2 separate regions of the Mus musculus genome follow, and region 1 is linked to region 2. A link is a loop called in an ENCODE intact Hi-C map of the cell type or tissue named here. Cell type or tissue: left cerebral cortex. All regions are shown on one strand. Links, peaks and the distances in the headings refer to the core of each region. The heading gives the core; the rest is flanking DNA.

Region 1 (6,114 bases), core at 1,177-5,176, 440 kb after region 2:
CATAGTCAGGCAGTAGAAGGACATGAATATTGTGTTCATGTCACTTTCTCCTGTTTATTCAATACATAACCCCAGCCCATGGAATATTGTTGCTTACATCTGGGAAGCAGGAGCAGAATGAGAATCTTCCCACATCAACTAGCCTAGTCTATAGAATCCTCCATGTTGCCAGGAGTTTTTCTCTTGGGTGATTCTACTATATCTTGTCAAGTTGACAATATTAACCACCTCATCTCCACCCTTTGCCTACATGATATCCAAAGACATCACTTTACAGTAACCCCTCACTCCTTGTCACAAATCTAATGCAGAATACATGCAGTCAAACTTCAAGAGCCACAGAAGTCTAACAATTCTAACACTAAAATTCCAGGATCTGAGATGGAGGGATGGCTCAGCAGTTAAGAGTGCTTACTGGTCTTGTAGAAGACATAGGTTCAAGGCCCATTACCTACATGGAAACTGAAAACCATCTGCTAACTCTAGTTCCAAGGAGTCTGATGCCATCTGAGTTTCACAGTCTCCTGCATACATATGGTGCACCACATACACTTAAGGACACGGACACACACACACACACACACAGAGAGAGAGAGAGAGAGAGAGAGAGAGAGAGAGAGAGAGATTAAAACTCCAAGTTTTATGTATTACTAAAGGCAATCTCTTAAATTTGAGTTCACATAAAATTAAAACCAAGTTACCTACTTTTAAAACACAACAACACAGAACAGACATTGCATTCTCATTTAGAAGGTGAATGAGAAATTCCTCCTCCAGGATCATGTATTTGAATACACGGTCCGCAGGTGGGGCGTTGTGAAACCTTAAGGCAGTGCAGCCTTGCTGGCGGAATCACATAACTGTGGCGCAGACTCAGAGAGCTTATAACTTTGCCCTACATCCTGCTCTCTCTCTCTTCCATGTAAGGATGAAAATAGTCTCACATGTTTGTCAGCATCTAGCTTTGTCTCTACAAGAAGCACCTGGTCACTGTGGTTAGCTGAAGGTTTTGTTGGTGTTTTCATAGGCTAATAGCCACAGGACAGAAGGACTCATTAGAGGAGGCAGCAGAAAAATGAAAACAAAAACAAAAACAAAAAACAAAAACAAAAAACAAAAAACAAAACAACAAATAAAAAAGCCCCGGTGGCTTGTGAGAATTGAAGCTATAGGCTTTAAGGTAAAAGACTCCACCAGCTGCCTACTGACCCAAGGTGTAGCTGCAGGCCTAGAACCTGCTGTCTGTTGGCTTTAATCTCTTCACCTGCACAGCTGAAGTAATTATACTCCCTACCTTCCGGGTATGTTCATGGGTGGAGAGCTGCTGATGTCTTGGGAAAGGTTTGTTTCAAGAGTAGAAATTGGTCAAAATGGAGAAGAGGGGATGGGGTTAAATGAGACCCAGCAGAGTTGCCTTCCAGACAAGAGATGCTGGAAGGCTGTGGTGGGAGACATGGGCCTAGCACCAGGTGAGGCCATCCCTGGGATGGCCAGCTGACAGCATTGCTTCTGCTGTTTTCTGTTGTTCCTTTTCCTCTTGAGGTCTGAGCTCTCTGACTCATGTGTTATAGGGCTCACATGGCATCATTAGAGTAGTGAGCTAAATCCCAACACCTGCTAAGCTGACACAAATGACTCACAGGGTCTCAGATGATATTGTTTACCACCACCATCGTTTATTCAATCATCCTTCATCAGAAAGGGTCAACATTGTTCGACTTACCCTTATATCATTCTAAATGAGCTGGGGTAGATACTATTGTACATGTAATAGTGATCATACGGTCCTCAATTTTAATGGCTTAAATTTGCAAACAATGCAATCATGCATCAAAAAGAAAGTGTGCGGATGTGAGGGTGATCTGGCTGCGACATCTGTCACCCCATTGATCGCCAGGGTTGATTCGGCTGATCTGGCTGGCTAGGCGGGTGTCCCCTTCCTCCCTCACCGCTCCCCCCCCCCCCCCCGAAGCTGCGCGCTCGGTCGAAGAGGACGACCTTCCCCGAATAGAGGAGGACCGGTCTTCGGTCAAGGGTATACGAGTAGCTGCGCTCCCCTGCTAGAACCTCCAAAAAGAAAGTGTGCAACTAGTGATATACTGAAACTTTGGAATCCTGTATATCTATGAGATGACTCAAAGAAGGCCATCCTCATAATGGAAAAGGAATCAAGCTAGTTATTTAAAAGGCATGTTATAAAAGTGTATATAAGTGGTTTAACTTATGGCAGTTTATGCTAAATTCCTCTAATTTAGCTTCTGTTGTGATAAAATATTGATCAAAAGCAACTTGGGGGGGGTGAAATCTTGTTGTTGTTGTAGTGGTGGTGTTTAATGACTCACAGGTAACAACCCATCATACAGGGAAGTCAGAACAGGAACCCAGAAGCAGGCTGAGGCTAAGAACATAGAAGAAAAAAAAGAAAAAAAAAAAGAACATAGAAGAATACTGCTTGCTGTTTGTTCTGCATTGTTTGCTCAGCCTGCATTTTTACACAACCCCCCAAACCATCTGCCCAGTGGTGGCACTGCCCATTGTATATTGGATTCTGCCATATTAAACAGCAATCAAGAAAATGAAACACAAATTTGCCAATAGGTCAGTCTGAAAGAGGCAATTCCTCAACAGAAGATGACTCCAGTTTGTAACCGAAACTAACCAGAACACCCATTTTCATTCTGGCTGACTGGATTTGCAAAGGTGCTAGGCAGTGTGAACACGTGGTAACTGAGATACAACCTTTTTTTCGTACAGAATGCTTTGTGCATGGTCCCAATTCATTGCTAGAGAAATACATTGAATTACTCTACAAGGAGAGTACTTTCATGGAGTTGGACTGTCTTTTAGTTGTGTTACACGTGCCTTTTTACTTCCTTGATTTTGGTTCAAGTAATTGTATTGTAGTAATTTTAAACATGATGTCAACTACCTCAAGATTTCCATGAGTGTTATCAAATTATTAACCTTGAAAGTGACTAGAGCCACAAATGGCTACACCTTCAATAATTATAGTAGTTCAGACTTACTCCTCATCATCTCTGAAATTTTTCTTTGCTATGTTGTCCACATTGTCAGATGTTACTATCACCTCTGGATTTAGTTATTAATGAAGTTTACCAAGTATATATGTTTGCACTCATTTATAGCCTACATATAGCATTGAGAGACCAAATCTTTTAAGTTCAGACTCCATTTTAGAGAACCCCATCTAAGCTTGAACTCAGCATTAGTTTCCAACTTGCCCTCCAACAAAGCCTGAGCCTAGCTCTAGTCTCTAGGCTAATCCCCAACAAGACTAGCATCTCCACGTAATTTCCCCCAACAAACCTGCACCTCCAGGTTACAAGCCCACACCCTGCCTAACAACCACCAATGATATGACTCCCAGCACCAGTCAATTATGTTAAATGACACAGTAGCCTTCCAATTAGATGCTTGCACACTTACCTCTTGCTTGCTTCTTACTATGAAGCCTTGTCCCGATATATATTCAGGGCTCCCCCCTCACACAAAAATGGTCCTGTGTGACCACAGTGCATTGGAGGGGGCCCGAGCTAGCTCAAATAAAAAGGCCCTATTGTAATTTGCATCAGATTGGCTCCTGACTGTTTTGTTTGTTTGTTTGTTTGTTTGTTTTTGTAGTGAGGAGGGGATCACTAACATTCCTCTGGCACTACATCAGTATATGTGACATGCATTTCATGCTGAGTGCAGTTGGGTCTCTCTTTTCTCAACCCATTGCACAGTCTTTAAGAGTGATGAAGATACACCTTTACTTTGTCTGGGTTTGAGTTCTGTTTCCTACTCTCTGAGTTCTTTGGGTGCAATAAATTTTATTTTTGTTCTTTGAAAGTTTCTCTAGCCTAGAGACTAGAGCTAGGCTCAGGCTTTGTTGGAAGGCAAGTTGGAAACTAATGCTGAGTTCAAGCTTAGATCGGGGTCTCTAAAAATGAATCTATTATAGTTCTATTATGTCTCTTTTGTAAGCCTTTGAGAGTGGTTCATCTTATAATTAAAGTATAGATATTTAACTCCGAATAGACTGCATAGAATCTAGAATGTTGATTTTATGCAGTCTATTTGGAGTTAAATATACTTTAAATATCTTATACTTTTCATGGAATATCAAAATCTCAGCACCATATGGCATCTCCAAGGACCGAGGGTACATTTTCAATTCATCAGGTGGAATCAAGGGAGGGAAGAAAAGTAAACCAGCATGCCAAAGTTCTAGAAACTTCGAGGGCCTTTGGGTCTCACTGCTGCACTGAGGTTTGCAGTAAGAAGAGCAGCAAGGATACGCTGATTTGAACTCCATCATAGTTACTCTCTATCAAAAGTACTTGCCAGTCACTGTGCTGACAAAGGACCAGAGCTCACAGGAAAATGCTTTAGTTTGGCATGGGTTCCAATAATACTTTGCTTCTGGGAGCCAGAAAAAGGAGGAACTTAGAGAGTGGGTAATGTCAATAGAAGTGCTCATGTGGGCTACCGACTGGCCCACCTGCCTGGGAGCTGTGTCTGTTTCACCTCCCTTCAGGGTGGGATTGCAAGGGCCTGCCTAAATTTCCCGGGGAAACAGAGCACACTTGGTCTTAATCTCTTCCCTTTTCCCCGTTTACTTTGCTTAGTTTTCAGCAACAGTATACCCCATCTTTATATCCTAAGAAACACTAATCCTAGATTTTTATTAACCAAAATACTTGTGTTCTGAATAACCAGAAGATGTGAGGAGCCCTAACTGTGAGCTGAGGTTCACCCGGGTGTGAGCACAGACGGGGCTCTTGGATGTTGACTGGCTTGGAGTGCCTGTTCCGAGGAAGGCAGAGACCACTCTGGCCTTTCCAGGGAGCCCCTGAGGCTTAGCAGGCTTCCATACCTCTCCTGAGTGACTTCACCCATCCCTTGCTGTGCAAGTGGGCAGAGAATGGCTATTTGTAAGGGGCTGCTTGTTAGGAGCGGGTGTGGCGGCAGTCCCAAAGGTGCCAGGGACTGTAGCTAAGTCATATGACTTGCACCTGACTTCCTCATATAAGCCACAAACATCTTGAGAGCTGCGCAGGTGCACCAGGAGATATGCCTCTGCTGCCCTGATTAGCTGAAGCTGCGTGCCTGGTGAGGCGGCGTGGCCTGCTGTGCGTGGATGAGAGTATAAAAGGAGTGAGAGGCCCAGGGTTCGGGGGAGATATAAACAAGAAGAATCAGGACTGAATAAACTGCTGTTAGAAGGACTGGTGGTCATGTCGTTCTTGCTGGTCGAGAGCAACAGCTGCTTTCCTAGGCTCTGCCTCATGCCTCCCTCTGGCTTCCTGTCCTGTAGGGGACCCAGCAAGCTCAACTCTCTGTCACCCTGAGGTACTGCTGAGAAGGGAACATGGTGGCTTCATTGACTTTGTGGTTTGCCCACTGCTACCCCACCTGTCTGTGAGACCCCATGATGGCTGTAGGATGCTAAGGCAGGGGTGATACTAGGATGAGGGATTTCTTTTCCTCCCACAGTGCACTGAGCAAGGGAGGAGGGAGGGAGCCATGCTGCTGACATATTCTGGCATTCCCCCCTCCTGGGATAAAACAGGGCATCTGAAAGGTAGAGCGGTCTCTGCTTAGGTTGCCTGTAAGATAAATCTGGAGAAGCACGGTTGTCCCATTGAACAATATTTGAGCAAAAAACTACTGTAAATAACTGGTTTTTGTCTTTTGTCAAATAAAATTGTTTTGGTTTTGTTTATGTTTTAAAGTCAAAAAAAAAGAAGTACTCATGTGAAGGCTGAAAAGACAGCTCAGCAGTTAAAAGCATTTTTTTTTTTGCTCTTGAAGAGGACCTCCCCATATATACATGGCCCCAAAATTGCATCTCCATCGCAGTTTTGACAGTTTAACTATTGCCAAGGAACCTGGAACCCTCTTCTGGCTTTCATGGCAACCAGGCCTGTACACAGTATATACACCTGCATAACGGCAAACACTCACATACATAAAATAAAATTTAAAATTTGTCACTCAATTTAACTTCTTTTTATATTTTCCTAAACGTCTGCCTGGTAACTTTCTTACTGTGCGACAAGTCAAGATTAGCATGTATTCAAACATTATCGCCATCTTAATGTGATTTAT
Region 2 (6,114 bases), core at 1,423-5,422:
GTTTCAATGTCTACTGGGGGGGAGGGCGTGGGGAGACACCTTTTCCCCTCAGTACCTAACATCCAGTATGCCATTTTGCTAAATGAATTCTGTATTAAGAAGGCATTTTTCCTTCATTCAACAATTTAAGTGAGCCCATAAAGTACAACTGACTCCAAACTAAGGCAAACATATAAATAAATGCACAGGGCTGGAGTGATAGCTACAGGTTAAGAGCACTTTTTGCTCTTCCAGAGGACCCAGGTTCTATTCCCAGCATCCATGTTGGGCAGCTCACAATTACCCATAATTCTAGCTTCTTCACACATGCAGCATTTACTTTATATGCGTACAAAAAAACACGTAAATAATAATAATAAAATATGAGAATAAAGAAAACATCTAAATGTAACAAACATTAATAAGCCCCTGGCAGAGTCGAAACGGATGAGTCGTCAAGACCCACCTCCTTCACATGAGAAACAGGCACCCTGAAGACTAATAATAGCTAGGCTTCATACCCTGGAAATTTCAAAAACAAAACAAAACAAAACAAAACAAAAAAGCAACCAGCAGGAACCACTAAGAGCCTCATCTCTGAAATACACACACTACAAAAATGAGGGTGGCTGCCCTGAACATTTTTTCCCACCAATTTTTTTTTATCCTGTATGCTCTGAAAGCAAGAGGGTTCTTTCTATGAGCGCAGAGCTTTTATGCAATTTGGTCTTGAGGACAGGCTGGGTAGTTATATTTATCACTTACACATTTGAAGTTGGATTTCCACCCTTCCTGCATCCTTTGCCTATCTGTCCTCTAAGCTAACCTAAAGGCACTGTGCCTAGCCTGTCTCACCAACAGTTTCCAAGGATGGTCTCTCTCATAAGGGTTCCCCCCAGACTTTGAAGAAGAGGACGAAGTCACTTGTGAGCCACTGGTTTGCTGTTCAAAGGTCTTGCTGGTTACATCATCGTGGTTAAACCAACCAAAGAATCAGAAGATAGACAGATTAGTGGCCTTTTCTCTTGCAGCCAGGGAGAACAATGTTAAATCACAAACAAATAAGGCATATATTCTAGCCTGTCTTTGAGCAAGCGATTCAAACTGCACAGGCCTTCTTTCCCCTTCATCTGAAATGTGCTTTAAGGACAATGAAGTACGAAGTCTATCAGCAGTGAGCCAGAGAAAACCCCAGAGTAAGAAAACATGAAGAACGGCGAGTTGGAGCAGCCTGTATCATATATACCTTCTGAATAAGAATTTTAATATGCATCCCTCAGAGGAGAAAAGCACGGTGCATGGTCATATAACTAGTTCATGCTGGTAGAAGGGTTTCAAAGTAGATCTTTTTATTATCACAAACCATCTTCAGGTTAAATCCAAGTCTAGAGATGAGTCTCTTTTTCTCTTTTCTCCATCACTATTATGCTAAATGACATACAAGTACTTTATAAATTTTTCCCGCAATTACAATATAGAGAAAATAAGGTACTGTTCCCCTGGCCACCTGTTACGACATGGTTTAGTTTCTACAAAATTCTTAGGGTCAAAAAAAGTACAAAAAGCTTCACTTTGTGGCTAAGCAAGTCCCTTTGCTCCAGTAGTCACAGCAATTCTGGCTGATCTTCCACCTACAGGAGCTAACCCCTTGGCCACATCCTTAAGAGCCTAGACAGGGCTATGCTTTGGCTTCCTCCCCCAACCAAGGGGACGACCCCCCCCCTTAAAGAGGGGCATGTCCTAAGCAGCTCCTCCACAGAAGGGATCTGCTATCAGTACCTAGAGGGCAGGCTCCCAACTTAACTCTTCCCTTCCCCTCCTCCCTCGTTTTAGAAGCATCTCTAGGTACCTGCTACTGCTTGGGGGAAGGGAGGGGGTGACGTAAGTGGGTTCAGTGCTCCTCCAAATCCTCTTCTCTCGCACAGAGACTTTGCATGTACAGGGTTAAAACAAACCGTACCACTTAAGGAGGGTTGAGAGCACCTAGACAGGACAGACTGAACTAGACATACCTATCCATTCGTGTCCCTTTTCAATTCTTCCACAAGCCCCCCCTGAAGTACCCTTCCTCTTAGTCTCCGCGATCCTTAAGGGAAGTCTTTTTCCATTGAGTTGAATTTGATTCCACATAATGTTCTTACCCCCTTCCGCTTACTCGTCTCCCCCATCCCACTTCACTGCTAAAACCCAAAGCCAAGTGGGTGTGTGCGGTTGGCACGCGGGGTGCGGGGATTAGAACCCTGACTGAAGACTGAAAGAGTGGTCCTTTCCCAAGTCACTTACCGCCTATGCCTCCAGCCGCTGCCGACTCCTGAAGTGTCCGGAGCTCACGCAGTCCTCTCAGAGACTCATACTCCAGAGCTGATCTCAAGGCAGCTGTTCCCCTTGCACCCGCCCATGTCTGACAGCGCGCCTGGTAACACGCTTTAGCCTTCTCTTCCTTGGTCCCCCACCTCCCTGTTTTCTCCAGGCTGGAAAAGGATAGGGAAAACGAAAAAGGGAGGGAGTCGATTTAGACCCAGCTGGGCCACCCTCAGAACAAGGGAAACAAAGCTTTCAAGCATCCAAGCCCCGAATCGGGGCGGTGGAGCCGACTTCCTAAAAAGAATCCTCCCACTGCAGCCTTCCCTGTGCTAAAAATACAGCGGCTTCTCCGGGGCGAAGTGGCCAGCGCTGAAGCTCCTGCGTTCCCCTTTTACCTCAACCGATTCAGTTCCGGCCAAGCCCATTCTCCACCCACCTCAGAACTCCTCAAACCCTCGCCTAGAGAGCACGGGCGGGGTCCCAGCAAAGCACCCAAACCTTAGATCACGACTTGAACGCAAAGTTGAGAGAGAGAGAGGGGGAGTCAGTGAAGACCCACAAGGAGACAGCGCCAGAGGATCCCCTCCTCGCAGCGGTTAGTGCTGCACACCCGGCGCCTTCCTAAAAAGAAAGGAGGAAAAGACGCCAACGATTGGTCGAAACATATAGGAAAACACCGGCCCAGGGCAGGGACTCCAACGCGAGTGGGAGGCACTCCCGCAGGACCGCGCCTGAGAGACTTCTCGGTGGTACCTGGCCGCCCCACTGGTATACCGCACCCGCGGGTCAAAGCCTGGTGCTCTCCCCAGGCAATCTGAGCAGATGGAGTACATAGCTCTTTCTGTGTCAGACTAGGCCCAGAAGAGAGGTGCGACTATGAGGACTCCACCTAGGGTGGAGTTCCTTAAAAGGGACAAGTGGCCGCTAGAGGGGAGTGGAGTAGGAGGGGGTAGAGATGGGTGGGGCAGAAGAGGCGGAGGGACAGAGGAGGGGGTGGGGCGGGCCCTAGGAGCCAGGAGCCAGTCTCGCCCCTGGCGGCCGTCTCAGTTGGCCTCCTGCAGCTGCAGGTATGACTGAAAGCCTTTTCGGTGCATCCTTAGTCCCCAGCAGGGGTTTTCAGGCACACTACTTGGTCAACTATCCACCCAGACTTAAGCACTCCAAGGGAGGTTGGGAAGGGTGTGGTGATTGGGAGTAAGAGATTTCTAGGGAGAAAGGGAAGCAGAATGGGGAGTGCCAGTAAGATGGTAACAGTAAATGGATTTTTTTAACCCTCCCAGTTCTCCATGGCAACATGTGACACTAGCAAAGACAGAGGGGTCACAGTGTCTTTTTAGGGATGAAGCTTAAGAGGAAAGAAGAGCTGGGTGAATTTTCTAGCAATAGGAGGTGAGAGGAAACTAGGTAAAGATGAAATGATCACGGATTGGCAACAGGAAGGCTTTCTGAGTCTCCCAGCTCTCTAAGAATAGAGTTCTCAACCCCCTGAGACCGCCTCTCAGCTAAGCATTGGCTAACATCCCCGAAGAACTGGGTCCGTAGAATAGAAGCCACCATCTTTCCAGCATTTCCTTGTCCTTGCCTTAAAGTCTGTCTCTAGTTCATTTTAATGGAAACCCAGGAAGTCACAGACAACCACAGCCTCCTTCCAGTGCCTCTTCCCTACCACAATTCTGAGAGAGAGAGAGAGAGAGAGAGAGAGAGAGAGGAGAAACAAAGCGGAGGAACAGAAGGAGCAGCCAAGCAAAAGAAATAATAGGTTCCATGTCTTCAGCACCTCATATGGGCAGTTCACTAGGCCAGGTACCATTATAGTCCTCAATTTTCCTTTATTCCTCATAACAACCCTAGACAGCAGGTAGCACTATATTTTTATGTCCCATCAGGGAGTAATGTAGATTGAATTCGGGGCCTAGTGTATTCTAAGCAAGCATTCTATCACTCAGTTGGATCCCCAGCTTATGTTTCTTCTTGTTGTTTTTTTGTTTGTTTGAAATAGGAGGTAATCTTATGATAGAGCTCAGGCTAATGCAGCTTAGACTGTCCTCAAACTCACCACTCACCTGCCTCAGCCTCCTTGGTTCTGAGTTTACAGGAATGCAATGTCACACCCAGCCTCAAAAGAAAAAGAGTAAAAAAAAAAAAACCAAACAACAAACCTGAGGGTCACAGCTCAGTATGTGCCCAGCATGTTTGTCCATTTGCTTAATTGCTATTTCTGCTCAGATATGTTTTAAAAATCTCCTTTTCCTTCCCTCCCCAGTCAGTTCTCTACTAGTAGTTCACCAACTATGCAAATGTTCAAGTCCTTTAACCTGTTGTGATGATCTGGACCCTACCTTTATCTCAAGCAGCAGGGGTTTTGCTGCTCTACTGGACTCCAAATTTCTGATAAGACCAGGATTTTCTCAATTAATCTCTAGGCCACGAGACACCTTACCTTTTTTGTTGACGTGGCCTAAACTCTGTTCACCTTTTTAAAAGGACCAAGTAAAGGTCACCCCCTCTCCTAATTTCATTACGTTTGGAAGAACTGACCATTTGCTTCAGCACCTCCAGGTACCTATGTGTTGTTATAACTGCTTCTCATTATTAAACTATAAAGTCCTGGTTAGGTATCAGGTGTCAGTAGGTCTGCAATGTAGATGCTGAGTATTATTATCATTCATCGTTACAGAGCAGTAACTAAGTGCTGAACTCTGTTCTGAGCCTCACTGAATCGTTCTGACAGTGGTATAGGTAGGTACCAGCGCTATCGTTTTCATACATAGAAATCAAGGGACAAAGATTAAACAGCAGATATGTATACTTGCTACGTAAAAGAATGCCCCTGTTATAGGGGTTTTTACAAATGCCTCACTATCTCTCTATACCATATTTCTACCACTGCGTACACACCTGCTGCAATTACAAGGTAAGACTTATTAAGAGGGAGCCACATAATGTACAACTCTATATATTCGTTTTTAAAAAGGGTCACATTATACCTTGTATCCTTATGTTCTTAATATATAAAATCTAATAAATATTGCTTTTAAGAAAAGGATATTTCACTAGCCCAAGGCTATCTTCAGTAATGACAGAAAGTTTTAGATTCAAGGATGTAAAACTGTTTATGTTCAAGACAAATACACTTTTGTGATGTGAAAAACAAAGATGGGTAGACTTCTGTAATACTGCCATTAATAGCCACTAGAACTCTTTATCTAAGCTGGGCGTACCCTTTTGTCATGGTAAATTCTTTGTTTAATCTATGCAGGTTCAAGAAGATGTGTCAATCCACCTGAAGATAGCCAAACAATTTATACTCTCGCTAAAAGTTTTTCTGGAGACCTAATTTATTTTACATCCCAGATTTTGTCTGCCTCAACTGCATTTGTATAGAAAACTGTACTGGATGGGCAAATTCTGATTTTGGGAAAAAACAAAGTAAATTATTAAACCTTGGATACATACACTCAAGTATCTTTCCTGTCCCTTTTTCCATCCATTTAGTCGATGAAACACACTGAGCAACAATACACTTTTATCTAGGCTAGGTGTACCCTTTGTGTCAGATGGAATGTTGTGAGAGAGCAAACATCAAGAATTAACTAGGGTTCTTCGTTTTAGGAAGCACCACGGGCTCCCCTTCTCTTAAGGGGCTTAAGAAATAAATCAAATAGCAACCCGCAGTATCTTCAACTTCTCCCTTTTCACCTGAAGCAAAAGGGGAACTGGGCATCTTGAGCTCTCCTGTACATGTATAAGGAAGAGGGTTAAATTACATACTGGACTTAAGGACTATAGCCAAGAAGCCTGCAGACACCTGGGTCTCACAAGATGTTGCTC

Evidence for each region. A loop is a pair of places that touch in the nucleus more often than their neighbours do. Peaks named below come from ENCODE experiments on the same cell type or tissue, not always from the same donor. Only the 100,000 strongest peaks of a DNase experiment are listed, where the experiment ranks them.
Region 1: it touches region 2 in a loop (6-fold over the local background); 11 of 42 quality-filtered maps call a loop at or near these places.

The regions. Positions count from the first base shown.
Region 1 is chrX:152,919,494-152,925,607 of GRCm38, reverse strand. No RefSeq gene overlaps it. Among named protein-coding and RNA genes, the nearest start is that of Usp51, 84 kb to the left of the region's middle. In left cerebral cortex, for the core only: no CTCF peak of the experiment used is centred there; no DNase peak of the experiment used is centred there.
Region 2 is chrX:153,356,632-153,362,745 of GRCm38, reverse strand. Klf8 (Kruppel-like factor 8) reads right to left here and starts at 3,133. Exons shown (of 8, transcript NM_001357183.1): 1 at 3,037-3,133; 2 at 2,782-2,904; 3 at 2,263-2,450. In left cerebral cortex, for the core only: a CTCF peak has its summit at 3,336; DNase peaks (open chromatin) are centred at 1,882, 2,597, 3,141, 3,742 and 1 more place; H3K4me3 peaks cover 2,102 bases; H3K27ac peaks cover 1,618 bases.